Regions from separate parts of the Homo sapiens genome. Here region 2 is linked to region 1. The links are chromatin loops, found by intact Hi-C in ENCODE. Cell type or tissue: K562. All regions are shown on one strand. Links, peaks and the distances in the headings refer to the core of each region. The heading gives the core; the rest is flanking DNA. Region 1 overlaps GREB1 (growth regulating estrogen receptor binding 1). Region 2 holds the start of GREB1 (growth regulating estrogen receptor binding 1).

Evidence for each region. Peaks named below come from ENCODE experiments on the same cell type or tissue, not always from the same donor. Only the 100,000 strongest peaks of a DNase experiment are listed, where the experiment ranks them.
Region 2: it touches region 1 in a loop (5-fold over the local background); 7 of 110 quality-filtered maps call a loop at or near these places.

What each region holds. Positions count from the first base shown.
Region 1 is chr2:11,580,574-11,588,907 of GRCh38, forward strand. GREB1 (growth regulating estrogen receptor binding 1) reads left to right here. Exons shown (of 33, transcript NM_014668.4): 7 at 131-259; 8 at 4,588-4,701; 9 at 5,189-5,332; 10 at 8,173-8,334. It also overlaps the pseudogene RN7SL674P. Among named protein-coding and RNA genes, the nearest start is that of MIR4429, 44 kb to the left of the region's middle. RefSeq lists an enhancer at 2,170-2,464 and a silencer at 3,843-3,932. In K562, for the core only: CTCF peaks have their summits at 2,323 (motif pointing left) and 3,864 (motif pointing left); DNase peaks (open chromatin) are centred at 2,318 and 3,838; H3K27me3 peaks cover 6,604 bases.
Region 2 is chr2:11,530,220-11,538,553 of GRCh38, forward strand. It overlaps GREB1 (growth regulating estrogen receptor binding 1), which reads left to right and starts at 3,826. Exons shown (of 33, transcript NM_014668.4): 1 at 3,826-4,035. RefSeq lists an enhancer at 7,920-8,334. In K562, for the core only: a CTCF peak has its summit at 4,682; no DNase peak of the experiment used is centred there; H3K27me3 peaks cover 4,778 bases.

The DNA.
Region 1 (8,334 bases), core at 120-8,119:
TGACCTCCTGATGAGACTTGCTGGGGAAAAGCTAGTTTGTGAAACTGCAAGGAAAATGATTTCCTCCTTGCCTGGCTCCCAGGGCATTCTTGTGAACTGACCCTCCTCTTTGCCTTCTATCTGTTTTCAGGACCAGCTTCTGATCACCCCTCACTAAACGCAGCAATGGGTCCGGCTGTTTTCAACGGCAAAGATTCCCCGAAGTGCCAACAACTGGCAAAGAATAACCTGTTGGCCCTGCCGCGACCATCGGCTTTAGGTAGCTCTGCCTGTCCTGGCCGTCCTGGGGATCCTGCTCTTCTTTGGGCCAAGGCCAGAGGGGGCATGGGAGCTGCTGGGCTGGGGCCGCTGAGCCTCCTGGAGTCTGATGTGGCTTCCATGAGAGTCAGGCCAGGACCACAGGTGCCTCCTGAGTCCGTGGGTCTGGGCCCAGGCCCTGGTGCTCTATGAGTGACACTTGGGAGTTACCGTATGTGCCAAGGAGCAGTGAGACACCTGTGGTAATGGCGAGTGACCTGTCCTATGGGCTGCACAGCTGGAGGATGGTAGAATTTTGGAGCAATAGTGGGCAGTGTGTTGTTGGGGAAGAACATGGGCTTCTGAATCAGAAAAATATGAATTCAAAACCTACCGCTGTCTCTTGTTAGTCAGGGGACCTTGGCCAAGTCTCAATAAATGTTTCTTCATCTGGAGATGAGAATTCTGCTCCAAGGGTTGTTAAGAGGGATGAGGTGCTGTATGAAAGGTCAGAGCACATCTGGCAGCTCACTAATCGGTACCGGCTGTTCTCATCCAAATCAGCCTCATTGCTGAGGCTCGTCTGCTCAGGGAAGGCTTCCTGGAGGAGGTGATAACTGAGCTGCAACTTAGAAGCTGGGGAAGCATCATGTAGAGATGGAAAGGGACAAAGGGAGCAAAGAGGGAATGAGGAGGTGAGGATATGGATGAGAGGGGTGAGTGAAGGGGCTGAGCAGACCTCCTGCCAGAGGAGGGTTTGAGGGAGCTGTGAACGGGCGGAGCAACCTGGGGACCTGCTCGTGGACTCCCAGTCCAGTGCTCTCCCCACCATGCTCATCTGGAGCCACATCATAAGCCATTCTCGTCTTTCTTTCCTCCATCATGCACTCAGCTAAATTGGATTTGAAGATCTAAGACATCAAACTGGAGGAGCCCTTAGAAACCATCTAGGCCAGCGCTGTTTTACAGAGGAGGAGACAGAGGTCCAGAGAGGCAAGGCAGGTCTCCATGCTCCCACTCCACTGTGCTGGTGGAGGATCTCCCTGGTGAAAATCTTGTGAATTGTCTAACTCTTCACTGAAGGGGCAAAGGTAGTTTCTGAACAGAATCCGAGGCCTCCCAACCAGCACCTCCATCCTGGAGTCCGAAACCCACAGCAGCCAAGACCCAGGCAGTAGCTGAGTCCCGTCCTCCGCAGCAGCCTAGCCCCAGGCAGCCTCTGCTTTCATCCAGGGACTGCTGCTTCTCTGCCGGTGCTGCATTTGGGGGCAACCCTGTGGCTGCAGAGCTGGACCTCTGGGGATGAGGATGCTGGGGATGCCACGCTGCTGCGGCCTCCCTTCTGGGCTGTCTGTGGACCCCCAGCCTCCACCCTGAACAGCAGGGAGATGAGGGCCTCCTTCAGCCCGGGAACCTGGGAAGGTGGCCTTGGGAAGCCTTCTGTGTGGGACTGACTGTATTTTCCTTGCCATGCTCCGTGGAGGGGTGTGGGAGATGGAGCTCCTCCAAATTGCCTAGGGGAACACGAGCCGTTCCAGAATCTGGCTCCAGCCCACCTGCCGAACCTCATTCCCTGCTATTTTGGCTACCCTGGGCAGTTGAGCTCCCCCACCCCCATGGCCCCATCCTCCTGTCTCCATGCTCTGTGCCTGCGTCCCGGCTCTGGGCTGCTCTCTCCACCCGCCTATTAAATCGCCTTTCTGAGGTTAGTTCAGGGGGCACCTGCTCTGTGCAGGAGGGCCCCCTGTGAGCTCACGGGGCTCCCAGCCGTCCCAGGCTCAGTCCCGCAGCCACATGTGGCCATCGGGGCCTCGGCGCTGTGCAGTTCCCGAGGGCAGCGCCTTGGTCATGTGCATCTTGGAGCCGCTGGTACCAGCTGCTGGGGAGCTCCGCCAGAGGGCATGACGCTGGCTGGGTTGAGTTGCGTTGAGCACAGCTGAAGTGTCGGAGTTCCTGGGCCTTCTCCTCTGCTCTGGGGAGAGAGCTCAAAATCAATTTTTAAGAAACTGCGTCTAATACCACATGGAGTTTACTGAAGCCTAGAGTCCTGTCACTCACTGGTTCGCAATGGAGAAGTGCTGCCCCCTGGGGGCGGGGGTAGGAAATGTTCTGGTAAAGGATGGATTTGTTGTCCCAGGCCCAGGGTCTTACTGGCATTTGGTGCTGGGACAGAGCGGGCAGGATGCACAATGTCCCGCACCAAACAGGCTACATAATGAGTCATCTCCAAAAAATGCCAAATAGTACCTCCCCAAGAGACATTTTGAGAAATAGTTGATCCACATTGGTACCATGGGAGCAGTTCCTGGTGACATCATTTGGGAAGAGCTCACGGGCTTAGGGTCTATTTAGAACTATTTATAGGGTTATCTTCCCAAAGTGAGAAAACATCTGCGTCTCTTCAATCCTTACTGAGATCCAATTCCAAGCCCTGTCCCCTTTGGTCGTTCAGTAGAGCTTTTAGAGGAGCTGGCTGCTTAGCCTCTGTGGGGGGTCTCCCATCGCAATTGGGGACAGATGTTTGCAGAGTCTAAGGCCTCATCCCTGCAAACAGGAAGGAGGAAAGCAGCAGCTGCGTCAGTGGTTGTTGGGAGGGCCAAAGGAGCCCACGGCTTTGAAAGCTCTTTGTAAACAAAGTACTTTATGCTTTTAACTTTTTGTTTACTTTCAGTCAGTCAAATGAAGTGATAATTTTTTTTTTGTTTACTCTTGAGAGACTCTAAAGCAATGATTCTCACCCTGCAGCGTGCTTAAAAATTACCAGGCTGGTCGGGTGCATTGGCTCACACCTATAATCTCGGCACTTTGGGAGGCTGAGCAGGCGGATCACCTGAGGTCAGGAGTTTGAGACCAGCCTGACCAACACGGTGAAACCCTGTCTCTACTAAAAATACAAAAATTGGCCGGGTGTGGTGGTGCGCGCTTGTAATCCCAGCTACTCGGGAGACTGAGGCAGGAGAATCGCTTGAACTCAGGAGGCAGAGGTTGCAGTGAGCTGAGGCCGCGCCACTGCACTCCAGCCTGGGCAACAAGAGCGAGACTCTGTCTCGAAAAAAAAAATCACCAGGCTGGCTTACAAAGGATGGTGTTTTTTTACTGTCGTTTCCAGAGATGTGATTCTGGAGGTCAAGGCAGGGCCCAGGGACACACAGGTTTAATAGGCCCATGGGGGTTCTGTGCAGTGCCTCGGGTCACACCTGGAGAACCGTTGCTCTGATTGGTATTTCTCCACCCGGGCTGTGCGTTAGAATCAAGAAGAAGCGTTGAGATATTGGGATGCCTGGGTCCTGCTCCCATGCTGGGCTTCTGGTTTACTTGGGATGAGATTGCATCCAGACAGAGTTTTAAAAGTTTCCCGGTTGAGTTTAATGTACAGTTGAAGTTGAGACATGAATCTCTGCATGTAGGGGAAATTTTGTGTCTGGTTAGTCAAGAAACTATGGAAACCAATTCTTGATATTTTGAACCATTCACGAAGATAGTTTGAGTCATGAGCATGCTGTTGTCTAGAGTGGGCGGGGATGACTCATTGGAGTGGATGCGCTGCTCTGTACTTGATTTTTTTGAGTCTGAAATTAGCTTTCCAGGCTGGGGCAGGGAGGGGAGCACAGGTGGATCAGTACTGCCCCCAAGCGGTGGAGCTGTGGTGGTGGATCAAATACTGCTGCCGCCTGTCTGCACAAACATATTTCTCTCTTCCAGCCCTTCAGAAGTGTATTGGAATATGTCGATAACAATAATGATGGTAGTGAAGATGATGATGATGTGGGTAATTCTGGCTACCTTATTGGGTCCAAGCTCCCCACAATTCGTTGCACAAAGCACTCTACATACATTCTCTTTAGTCCTGATCAAACCACCTTTCAGAGTAGGATTTAGTGTCCTATTTTAAAGATGAAGGAGCTCGGGCTCAGAGAGAGATCGTTTAGACACACACACAACTTTGGAATGAAACATTTACAGCCGGGCGCGGTGGCGCGTGCCTGTAGTCCCAGCTACTTGGGAGGCTGAGGCTGGAGGATCGCTTGAGTCCAGGAGTTCTGGGCTGTAGTGCGCTATGCCGATCGGGTGTCCGCACTAAGTTTGGCATCAATATGGTGACCTCCCGGGAGTGGAGGACCACCAGGTTGCCTAAGGAGGGGTGAACCGGTCCAGGTCGGAATGAAACATTTACAAAAATTGACATTTCCTTATGCATAGATATTTCACTAGGTCCTTAAAACCCACGTGAATCTGTGATTAGAAAAAAAAAAACAAAACAAAACAGATCATTGTTCTCCAAACCAAGGGTAAATTTTATTGGAGCCCTGTCCTGGTGATAGCCTAATCCACACTCTGAATATTGTCTAGGTATCTTGTCAAACTCCGGGCCCCCCAAAAAACGCCACAAAGGGTGGTCTCCAGAATCTCCATCAGCTCCAGATGGTGGCTGCCCCCAAGGTGGTGGGAACAGAGCTAAGTATGGTAAGTGATGGCAGCCTTGCCCAGAATTCCAGACTTGGGTACTGGTGGTAGTGCTGCTGCCAGTTGTGTGTATGTGTGCGTGTGTGCGTGCGCACGAGTGTGAATGTGCGTGTGTACTGATGAGGGAGTTCTAAGGAGGCAGAGTTTGGTGTGACAAAAGACCTCTTTCTCACATGTTAAAATTGCTTTGCAAGGTCTAGGATCCGTGTATGATAGTGAGTTCTCTGATCCTTGAGAAATTTTAAAAGGGGCTATTTATGACTTGGCAGGGATATCGAAGAGGAGACTGAACTACTGGGGGAAGGATGGGCGGAATGAACTTAAAGGTGCCGTTGACCTTAGGAATCTGTGACTCTAAGAGTTTGGTGCTCCTGTAATCAGGGACGTTGGTCAGAGGGTAGCAGATTTGCTGGCTGGCCTGATGTCAGGTATGTGAGAGGTGGATGCCTTGTCTGATGTTTTCACTAATATTCTTGGGTGTTCCTAGAGAGCGCAGGCATGTCCTGCGTGCCGCAGGTTGGCTTGGTGGGACCAGCTTCAGTCACCTTTCCAGTGGTGGCCTCTGGAGAACCAGTGTCTGTTCCTGACAACTTGCTGAAAATATGCAAGGCCAAGCCAGTGATATTTAAAGGCAAGTACAGCAGTGCACCGAGTCGTGGGGATGGGAGAACCTAAAGGAAGGCATGAGAAACAGGCAAAAGCGAGACCTCATCCCGGTCTGACTCCAAGGGTATCCTCCTGAGACAAACCTAAAATGCTTTCCAGGGCAAGGAAAGAACAAGGCAGAGCCAGTCACTAGCTCAGCCCCTGATCAGATGCCAAGAATGATGGAGCTTGTCACAACTTTCCACAGTGGGTCCAGGTGAAATGATTCCCTGCCATGAAGTCTATTTGCCTGTTCACTCATTCTTTCCTTCGTTTGCTCAGCTTCATTGAGCTTCTGCCGTGGTCCCAGACCCGGTGCTGAGTGCCGAAGATTAGGAAAAAACAAATCACTCCCTGGCTGCAGGAGCTCCGCTCTGGTGGGTTGTCTCCTGTTATCACCCACGCCACTAGTATTTTTTGACTATGAAATCTACTTTGGTTGGGCAAAGATAGCCGTGGTCACCACTGTAGAAGCATCAAACAAAATTAGATTTGATCTGTTTTGTGCAGTGGGCTAACGTACGCTACGTGGGGGTAGACTTTTGGCTCAGCTGAAGAAATCTCTTTGATGAAGCTGGGGATGTTGCAATGGGAAACCCTGGGGGGATTCAGCAGGGCTTGGCTGGTGATATGTAGGCACCAGAATGGCTGGCACATGGCAACACACACATACATACACGCGTGGGCACGGCACACACACACCGTGCACGCAGGCCCCTCTTAAATACGTTATTATTGCATTTGGTATCATGCTTGTAGATAGAGTAGAGAGGATTGTAGGAAAGTGAGAGAAGCACCCTACTGTTAATTAAGAAATAAGAAAGAGCATGTCTTTTTCCTAAAACACAAAAACTGGACGGGGTATTCAGGAAGTAGAGTGCAACTCTGAGTTTCGACCTTAGCATGACGCAGGACCAATGACCGAGGCAGTTCCACTGGGCCCCACTGTCTACCTCAAATGAAGACCAACATTCTTTCAGTCATGTTGTGTGTGTTTTTTTACGTGGCCATGGCGTGTCTGTGGTAGGCCCGAAGACCACGGTGCTCAGGAAACAGAGCTAGGACAGGGTGCAGGGCTTGGAGGTGCAGGCAGGGCGTCACCTGCTTCTGCTTTGAGCCAGGAACCTCGGAAAAGAAAGCCCAGCAAGTCTACGTCTCACACGAGCAATCTCAGAATAGAGACTGTCCTCTCGGTTCTCAGGCGTGCTCTGCTCCCTCCGCTGCCTCTCTGTTTACACTGCACCCCTCGCTGTAAAGCCCTCGTCTCCCGGACTCCTGCTCCCCACAGCCATATGTCCAAGCCCTCCTGAGGCCTTAAGACTCAGCTCTGTGCCTTCTCCATGAAGTTGTCTTAGATTCCCTTTCCTCTGCCCCCCTTGTCACTTCTCTGTCCCTCTTTTATGACAAATGTCACATACTTGCCTTTATAGCAACTCTTTACCTTGCCTCTTGCCCACTGCAGTATTTGTAAATGGTGCTACCCAAATGGTAGCCCTTGGTCCGGCAGAACCTGCATCGCCCCGGAGCTTATGAGAGGCGTGAATTCATGGACCCATCCTGGAATCAGAATCAGGCCCCACTTCTGCATCAGAAGCCCTGGGTGGCACCAGCAAGTGTTTGGCAAGCCCTTGAGAAGCAGTGTCTTTGAGAACGTGACCTGTGCCCCAGGCACCAGCTTTACTCCCCGAGCCCAGCAGGACATCTGCATATAACACACAGCCGAAGTCAGAAAATATATTTTTGGTGACTAAATGGAGTACCTGGAGTACAAGATAACACACACACACACACACACACACACACACACACACACACACACACACGCCACCTTTGGGAGCTCAGCAGCCCCGAGAGGATTTGATAGCTTCACCGCTTCACCTGGTTTTACAAATGCGGAGACTGAGGTTTAGGGCAGTTAAGCTTCTTGCTTAGCATCATGTAGGTAAAGAATGGTGGAAAGATATTTGAACCCGACCTGGGCAATTCCACCTCTGAGGGCTGTCCTCAGAATGAATCTTCTGATGGGCTGGGCACGGTGGCTCACGCCTGTAATCCCAGAACTTTGAGAGGCCGAGGCGGGTAGATCACTTTAGGTCAGAAGTTCAAGATCAGCCTGGGCAACATGGTGAAACCTTGTCTCTACTAAAAATACAAAAATTGGCCGGGTGTGGTGGTGATGCGCACCTGTCATCCCAGCTACTCGGGAGGCTGAGGTGGGAGAATCACTTGAACTTGGGAGGCAGAGGTTGTGGTGAGCCGAGATCACGCCACTGCACTCCAGCCCGGGGACAGAGCAAGACACTGTCTCAAAAAAAAAAAAAGAATGACTCAGTCTTCTGGTCTCTGTGGTGATATATTGTCCCAACTCACCTTGCCAGACAGCCCTGGGAGAATGCAGGGCAGAATCCTCCCTGCTTGGAGTCAGGGAGGCAAGACCTGGCAGGCAGCACCCAGTGAAGCTCTGGAAGGTGCTCTGCCCACAAGGTGTCCCATTGGTGGTGCTGGAGGAGTGACAGGTGGCGGCTGCTTGGCTCTGGGCAAGTCCCTCCCTCCAGCCCCCTCACTTGTAAAAAATAAGAGGATTGGACGAAATGAACCAGCAAGTGGCACAGCCCCATTGGTTAGAAAAGGTGACTCCTCTCATCCTAGGCTCCAGGAGGGTGAGCAGGTGCACTCAATGAGCAAGGCTTCCCAGGACAGGGCACTCGAGGGACCTGGCGCAGCTCACCTATCTCCTTCAGTGCCCTCACCCCCAGAGAACCCACATGTATGGGACCGTAAGCTGTGCACAAGACTGGGTGCCAAGTCGCTGCTGTTCCTCTGCAGGCCATGGGAACTTCCCTTACCTCTGTGGGAACCTGAATGACGTCGTGGTCAGCCCCCTCTTGTACACGTGCTACCAGAATTCCCAGTCTGTCTCACGGGCATACGAGCAGTACGGCGCCTCTGCCATCCAGCCCATCTCCGAGGAGATGCAGCTCCTGCTTA
Region 2 (8,334 bases), core at 99-8,098, 50 kb before region 1:
CCCAGCTAATTTTTGCACTTTTTGTAGAGATGGGGTTTCACCAGGTTGCCCAGGCTGGTCTCCAACTCCTGGCCTCAAGTGATCCACCCACTTTGGCCTCCCAAAGTGTTGGGATTACAGGTGTGATCCAGTGCGCCCGGCCCTAGGTGATTCTTATGCACACTAAAGTTGATCTTTGCCAAATAGGAAAAAAAAAAAAAGTAAAATCTATGTTAAAATTTAGGTTAAAAGTTAAGTTACCAGGAGGCTGAGGCAGGGGAATCGCTTGAACCGGGAGGCGGAGGTTGCAGTGAGCTGAGATTGCACCACTGCTCTCCAGCCTGAGGACAGAGCGAGACTCGGTCTCAAAAAAAAAAAAAAAAAAAAATTAAGTTACAATTAAATCCATCATGTTGTTAAAATCATGAAGAGCAAGGGAAAAATAAACATAAAATTCAGGATGTGAGTTAATGGGGGGCAGGGATGGAGGACAAGAAGGGGACTTCAAAGACGATGATGAAGTGCACCTTCACCAGAACCTGCATGTGGTGCATGGTGTTCATCATATCATGAGTCTGTGCAACATACATACCAATATTCTTTTGTATCTACTTAAGTTTAATACACACAATTTTTAAAAAGGGGTTAGAGTGAGGGTTGGCCAATGTGGGAAGGCTGTGTGGGGGAAATAGGATCTGAGGCTGGCCAGGAAGGGTGGGGAAGTTTGGTGTTTGCGGAGCAGACACCGGCTCTCTCTGGCCAGAGAAGCCCTTTGTACAAGGCTGCCCATCCCAGTCCATAACTCCATTAACCCCCCCAAAACTAGCCTAGTGCCAGGGAGAAAGAGTTCCCTAGGTAGGTGGGCCTGTTTGGAGGGTGTGGGCAGGTGCCCTGGCTGCTTCCTGAGTGGCCTCAGGCCCTGTACTGGAGGTCAGCTCAGTCAGTGTCACCCAGGCCTGGGGATATTTGCTTCTATTTAGCTCCCAGTAGGTTCCCAGTTTACTGTGGGAGTGTAGTTGCTTGACGCATACAAGCAGATGTTGAGCTAGAGCCTAGGCTGCCAAGGAGCTGGTTTAGTTCAGACCACTAATTGTATAGAGGTTAAGTGACTTGCCTGCTGGAGATAGGCAGAGCCAGGTTGGTGCGACTCCAGCATTTGGTTCCTTTCATCTGTTCCACGTTGTGCAGCCTACAGAGAGATTCAAGCTTGACGGAATTTCATGATTATAATTTACCCCAAAAAAGCTGTTTATAAAAAATGCATGTGATCATTTGTAAAAAATTTAGAAAATACAGATGATTAGAAACAAGAAAAAAAAATTGCGTATAATTCTTGCTTTTATTTTATTTTTAAACATTTAATTAATTAATTAATTATTATTATTATTTTGAGATAGAGTCTTGCTCTGTCATCCAGGCTGGAGTACAGTGGCACCATCTTGGCTCACTGCAACCTTGGCATCTCGGGTTCAAGCGATTCTCCTGCATCAGCCTCCCAAGTAGCTGGGATTATAGGCACCTGCCACCATGACCAGCTAATTTTTGTATTTTTAGTAGGGACAGGGTTTCGCCCTGTTGGCCGGGCTGGTCTTGATCTCCTGACCTGAAGTGATCCACCCGTCTCGGCCTCCCAAAGTGCTGGGATTACCGCATGAACCACCGCACCTCGCCTAATTCTTGTTTTAAAATACCCACTGTTAACATTTTAGTGTATTTCCTCCCAGTCTTTTTTCTATGCATTTAAGAAAATTACAATTAGATTAGGTGTTAAAGATGTGAATGATACCGCTTTCTCTCTTTATATATACTTTTCTCTGCTTTCTACTATTGTTTCGTACTTTCTGTCATTTGAATATGCCATATTAAATATGTTGAAATTATCTTTGCTAAGGAGTCAACATTAGCAAGAATAAAGTGGGAAATGTTCATTTATTCCTGAAGAGTTTAGCAAAGATCATATATTCGAGTCATTAATTCTTGCTTCTTAACTGCTTGAAAATCAACCCGCGTATAGGAGCCCTTCATCAGTCAACACTCTCATGGCACTTATTTCTGGTAGGGGCCGGGAAACAGATGGGAAAGACAACTTCCTAGGAGCTCTGGTCTTGGAGCGAGGGAGGTTCATGAAAATTATACCTATGTTCAATTGTGGCCAATAAAATAAAGAAAATCAAGTGTGAATGGTTTCCTTGATCAGGGCTTGCTTCTGAAGGGCAGAGCTGATAACGTCCTCACTTTGAGCAAAAGCCACAAAGTAGTTATCTTTCCTTACGCCTTTAGTTTTTGTTTAAAGGTTCATTACGAACTTTAGCAGTGAAAAAAAGTGTGGCAACTGGGTCATTCTGACCTAGAAGCAACCAAAATACTTCTGATTGCCGCAGCAGACAATGATGAATCATACCTAAACAAGTTTGCTGCCTTTTCATTTCTGTGGGTCGTAATCAGACTCATTGTTTTGTAGCCAGTGAGACATTTGCAGCAGCATGTTTGGGTCTGTGGGAGGAGGGAGGCTTGCAGATCTTCCCAGCGATGTGTGTGCTTGTCCCCACTAGCGCAGTGGAAACAGTGTTCTTGTTATCCAGGTTTAAGCCCTGTTAGGGATATGGCTTGTCCATTGTCATCGTGATGATACTGCTTAAAGATATCCTTTGTTGAGCACCTGCCATATGGCAGACGGTGTAAAAGGTGCTTTACGGTCCTGGTGTCATGGAAAGCCTTCCAACAACCTTATGATAGAGGTATTATTATCTTCATTTTGCCAAGAAAACTGAGGCTCTGGGAAGTTAAGTCAGTCACATAGCCAGTAGATACCAGGCACCCATAAATGTTTGTTGAGTGAATGAATAAATGAAGGAATGAATGGCAACTCCAAACTAATGGGAGAGAAATGCAAGAAGAGAGAGACTGATCAACATGAGACAAAAAACTTGGTGCTACAAGTTAAGAGGTTTTGCACATCCCAATTATTCATTTTTGCAATTTTTAAGCTCCACTTTCAAATAGAGACGGGGATTGGGATGGGATTTCAATGCAGGCGAATAACACAAGACAGATGGAGGAATATGTTTATGATCAGCAAAGAGATCACTCATCTTGAAAAAAACAGATAAATGGGAAAACACTGAAGTGCCAGCCACAGTACTAAATACTCTACTACATTATCTCATTTAATCCTCACAAAGTCAGCTTTGAAGTCAGCACTGTTATCTCTGTTTATGGCTGAGGAAACTGGAGCTCAGGGAGTGAGGGAGGCTGTCCAAGGTCACACAGCTCCGGTGGGTGAGGGGGCAGGGACTGGACCCAGGCACACCCAGCTCCACAGCGTCCCTGAGACTCTGTAAACAGAAGCCGGGAACAACAATTTCATTATTTATGCTTGAATTTAATTTTGTGTTTGATGGAGGAAAAAATGGATGATACACAGATTGCTACCAACAAAACCCAACAATTGGTTCTTTGAGATTCTAGCTTAGTGCAGGGAGAAAGGCAAGCCGGTGATGAACGTTTTGGGGTAGCCAGAAACAATGAACTAGGGGTGACTGGTGTGAAATTCAGTTGTGTGGACCATATTTTCTAAACTAGAATCTGCACACCATGCTCTCCCGCCATGTTCTCCCCTAGGAGAAAATTGTAGCTTGCAGGCAGAAATGTAAACACATAATCAATTCTACTATAACTTGATATATGTGTTCCTAAAAATTATTGCACCATGCAAGATTGGGCAATAAAAACCGCAGGGTTTATGACGAATACAGGCTTAGGGCAACAGCTCTCAAAAACTTCATCAATGACACATTTTTTAAAAAGATAAAAACCTAATAAAAAGGGCAGCACCGTTTTACACATGCTAAATGGTTAAGAGATACATAAATACTGCAGTAGAGATGGGATTTTACCTCAAAGTGCAAAGGTAAATGAAATAAAGTTTTTTCAATGGAAGGCTTGCAGCTCTTGAGGACCTGCCAAATGGAAGAAGGACAGAGACCTGGAGCCCTATGGAAAGTTCTGACACCATGTGTGGAAGGACATGGCTTTTAACACGTGTGGTGACTGGAGGTAGGTGGTAGGTGCTTGAGGCTGGTGTGTGTGCGCCTTTTGTATATTCTCAAGCAGCTGGGGTCAGTTGGGCACCATTTTTCTGAACTTACTTTTGTGTTTCTTGCAGAGGAAATCACCAGGCACACACAAAACCCACAAGGTATTCAAATTGTTCTGTAATATGTCAATCTGTCCGTACAAATTTGCAGTTTCAAAACAAGCGTTATAGCTGAACTGACTGTATGTGGGAACATCACTGCAACTCTTGCTGACCCTGTGTGCTGAAGTGGGGAGCGTGCGGCTTTCATACCCCCAGCCTTTCTGCACAGCTCTTCAGTTTACCTGGGGGCCCCTCAGCAGTAAAGCCAGATCAACAGGCTCACCCGTGAGAGCTCCTCTTGTGTGATTGTTGAGTGGCTCAGTGATTGGGTTGGTTGGGAAACAGAGTGTGGCCCTCAGTCTTCCTGAGGATGGTAATTAGAGGGGGATGTGTGCTTCTTCTTCACATATACCTGGTTGTTCTCTGATTGCTTTGGTGTCTTTTCTTCTGTTTCTTCTCCTGGATGTTGTTTTCATGTTTCCTTCCTTAAGTGCTACATGACCCTTGGATTTTCATGTGTGTTTAAGAGTGAGGCAGAGAAGGTTGACTGGGAGTGTTGTGTCCACAGGGGGCGCTGGTGTCTGGCAGGTGTCACTTTTGGGGTGCTCAGGACAGAATCAGCTGGCATTCTGGAGGCCTCTGAATGCCAGACTGTGCGTTAGCGGCTCTAGTTCTTGTTGGTTGATTCAATTTGTATCAGAAGAGCTTTCGGTATTTTTTGCCTGGGGTGAACGCCTGGCTCCTGGGAGATCTGCATGTGGCCCTGGGGTGGGAGGTAGAGGAGCTACCTGCTCTGTAGACAGGATTTCACAGAAGACCCCTGGTCCCAGCGCTGCTGTGCACTCCTCCCAACACTTGTCTGGCGTATCTGAGTCTCTGCATTTCCTCAGGGCCAGTTGGTCCCCCCAGGTATGCACCCTTCTCCTGTGTCAGCTCCACATTCCCTCTCTAGTCTGGCTTCTGGAAGTTTATGAAACCTGAACCTCTAGTTAGCTAATGGCATCCCTTCCATCTTTTCATCACTGTGGCTTAAAATACCTCACCCCACTTATTTATTTATTTATTTATTTATTTTTAATTCAGTATCTTTTGAAGGTCATCTCAGGAAGGGCCAGGTACCATGTTGAATTAGAAGTTAATTCTCATACCATAATCTAAATGTCTGTTTCCATTAAACAGCATTTTTACAAGGAAAGGACTTTACTCTTCGAGTTTCCAGTGCCTGGCACACAGGATGACACTTAAAAAATAATAATAAATAAATAATAGAGAAATAAGGTGTGTGTTGATTGAAATACATTGATTGAGTTCTTTGGTTACTTCTAGGTCTGAGAGTCTAGGATTCGGTGATTCAAGGGGAGAGGCTGAGGAAAGTCTTTAACTAGATGGGAAGGCTTGGGTCCTTGGGTTTTCACGAGTATAGAAAAAGGTTGCATTAGCCCCACTTACATGATTTGTTTTATCTTCCCCACTTCCTGACCGTGCCCACTAAATCTCTGAAATCTCTGGGCTGTCTACATTTTGCCTGGATATGGATGTCGGAATTGTTCATCTTCTTTCTTCTTGCTGCCCTGAACTCTTTTTTTTTTCCCTGTAAAATGCAAACACTACCTTGTAAATAAACTCTTATCAGATACCTTCTATTTCCTAGGCACTGTGATTGGCCAAGGGCGTACATCTGCATGTTCTCTGCTCTCCTGGGGATCCCAGGCAGCAGGGGAGAGAGGGAAGCACACAGATTAACCATGGTCCTGGGAGACCACCGCAAGCCTGGAGCATACACAGGAGTGGTGGGGACACAAAGAGAATGCCCAGCTCAGTTTCGGGAGGTCAGAACCACCACACAATTGAAGAGATGCTTGAACTGGGTCTTGAGGGATGAGGCAGCGGGAACACAGCATGTGCAGAGTCGGAGGTGTGACAGGATACGGAGGCACTGCTTGTGCCCCAGGCAGTCAGCAACCAGGCAGTGCCAGCAGCACCAACCCCGCATGATTTGTCCCAGTAAAGCTTTGTCTTCTCTAGTGATCTGGAAACCTCTCAGGGAAACATTTTGTAAAAGCCAAGCCATATTTATTTATTAATGGTGGTTATATAGTTTCTAGAGCATTTTGTTGGATAGGTAGAGACTTTTCTGCTTTTTGAAAGTTATCACTCCTAGCCATTGTGGCCAAAAAGAGAAAAATGCCAAAAAGTGCCAAACTGTGGCTATGATTGTCATGTTTAATGTGGAGAGGATTTGGCCAGGGGTAGAAGAGCATTATGTATAGAATAGAACAAAGAGATTTATGGCAAGAAGAGATACTGGCATTAAGCAAAGAATTGCAGATTTAAACTGAGAAGAGAGCCGCACAGCAGATGGAGTTAACACTGGAGGTGAGCTCTCTCCTCTTTAGGTACCTCATTGCTATTTTCACATCAAAAGCCTATTTTTGACAGTAATTAGAAAGCATAGTGGGTTCAAAGTCATTGCAATTCACACCTAATGAAGGCAAACTTTGCTAATTTTCTCCTCATAATAGTAAGTTACATCAATTTTAAAAGTTAGCAATTTACAGCACAGTTGAAAGAAGCATGTTTTAAAAAACCTTGAATTCTTAGAGGCAAGTACCATAGATATTTTCTTTTTTTTTATTTTTCTTTGAGATGGAGTTTCACTCTTGTCGCCCAGGCTGGAGTGCAGTGTTGGAATTGTGGCTCATTGCAACCTCCTCCTCCTGGGTTCAAGAGATTCTCCTGCCTCATCCTCCCAAGTAACTGAGATTACAGGCACCCGCCACCGCGCCTGGCTGATTTTTGCATTTTTTAGTAGACATGGGGTTTCACCATGTTGGCTAGGCTGGGATTGAACTCCTGACCACAGGTGATTTGCCTGCCTTGGCTTCCCAAAGTCCTGGGATAACAGTCGTGAGCCACCGCGCCGGCCGACATTTTCTTTCAGTCCCTTTTACACATTTAATTTATTTATTCACAGGTGGCAAGCTTCATATTGGTAAGAATTGTTACTATTATCCTGGCATGTATAATATTATATATGTGCCAGGTACCATGCTAAGCACCCTATACATACTAATTATTAAATCCACACAACTCTAAGAAGCAAGTACTTTTCTCCCATTTTTCAGTTGGGGAAACTGAGGCACATAAAGGTTAAGTAACTTGCTCAAGGTCTAATATCCAGTAAGTGAAGATTCAAACCCAAACCTGGCTCCAGAGCCCATCATCTTAAAAACTCTACTGCTTAAACTCTCTTCCCTTCTCTAAAAATATAATAAATAGTATATACTATTTTAACATGTTATAAGTTTATATATTATATAAAAATATAAAAATATTTTATATATTATATATTACATAAATATCATATATTAGATAAATATATGATATTTATATAATATATAATAATATATAAATTTTATATATTTATAAATAAAATATACTATTTTAACATAAAATACATACATGTATTTTAATATATATGATCTCATATATAAGAATTTAAAATTATCCGCAGGATCTACCTATCTTTCTATACAGTAAATGTATCTTGCTGAATGTTGTATCCTAAGTGTGTCTGCATCATTGACAAACTCTTCATGCACATAGCTTTTATGCATTTATTGCAGGCTGTGTTAAGTATGCATTTTTTGCTGGGTATTTTGTTAGTTTCCAGTTTCCCACCGTCACACACGGTGCCCTGAGTGGCAGAAGGCACGGGGCACTCCACGTACAGACCGCGTACAGTGTGCCTCCCCAACGAGTAAAGCCCTGGCACTAGGGATGCTTCAGAGCTGCAGATGCTCGCTCGGGCAGAACCTCCAGCGGGTGCCACCCCTGCCTGGCGATGAAGGTGCAGGGATGGGTGGGGTCTCCACTGCCCTTTCTAGGGAGGCACTGCCCAGCCTGGGAACGAAGAAGCCCACCACACAAGTTCTACCCTTTAGCGCCTGGCAATTTTGGGGACTGAGCCCAGGAACAGCTGGGAACTCTCCTCCCTGACTGGGGCACCAAGAGGAGTAATCCACCTCTTTAACCTTTTTTTACAAAAGATAAATGACCTTGAACCCTCTGGGTCATATTCAAGTCACTTTTGCAGGAAGTTAGTGATCCTAGCAAGAAGAGAAAAAGCAAAGTTAAAGGTATTTGCACAATTGGAGTGGGCTCTCATGATTTATTTTCTTTCCTTTTTGAATTAGGATTTGATCAGGAGTCCTGGA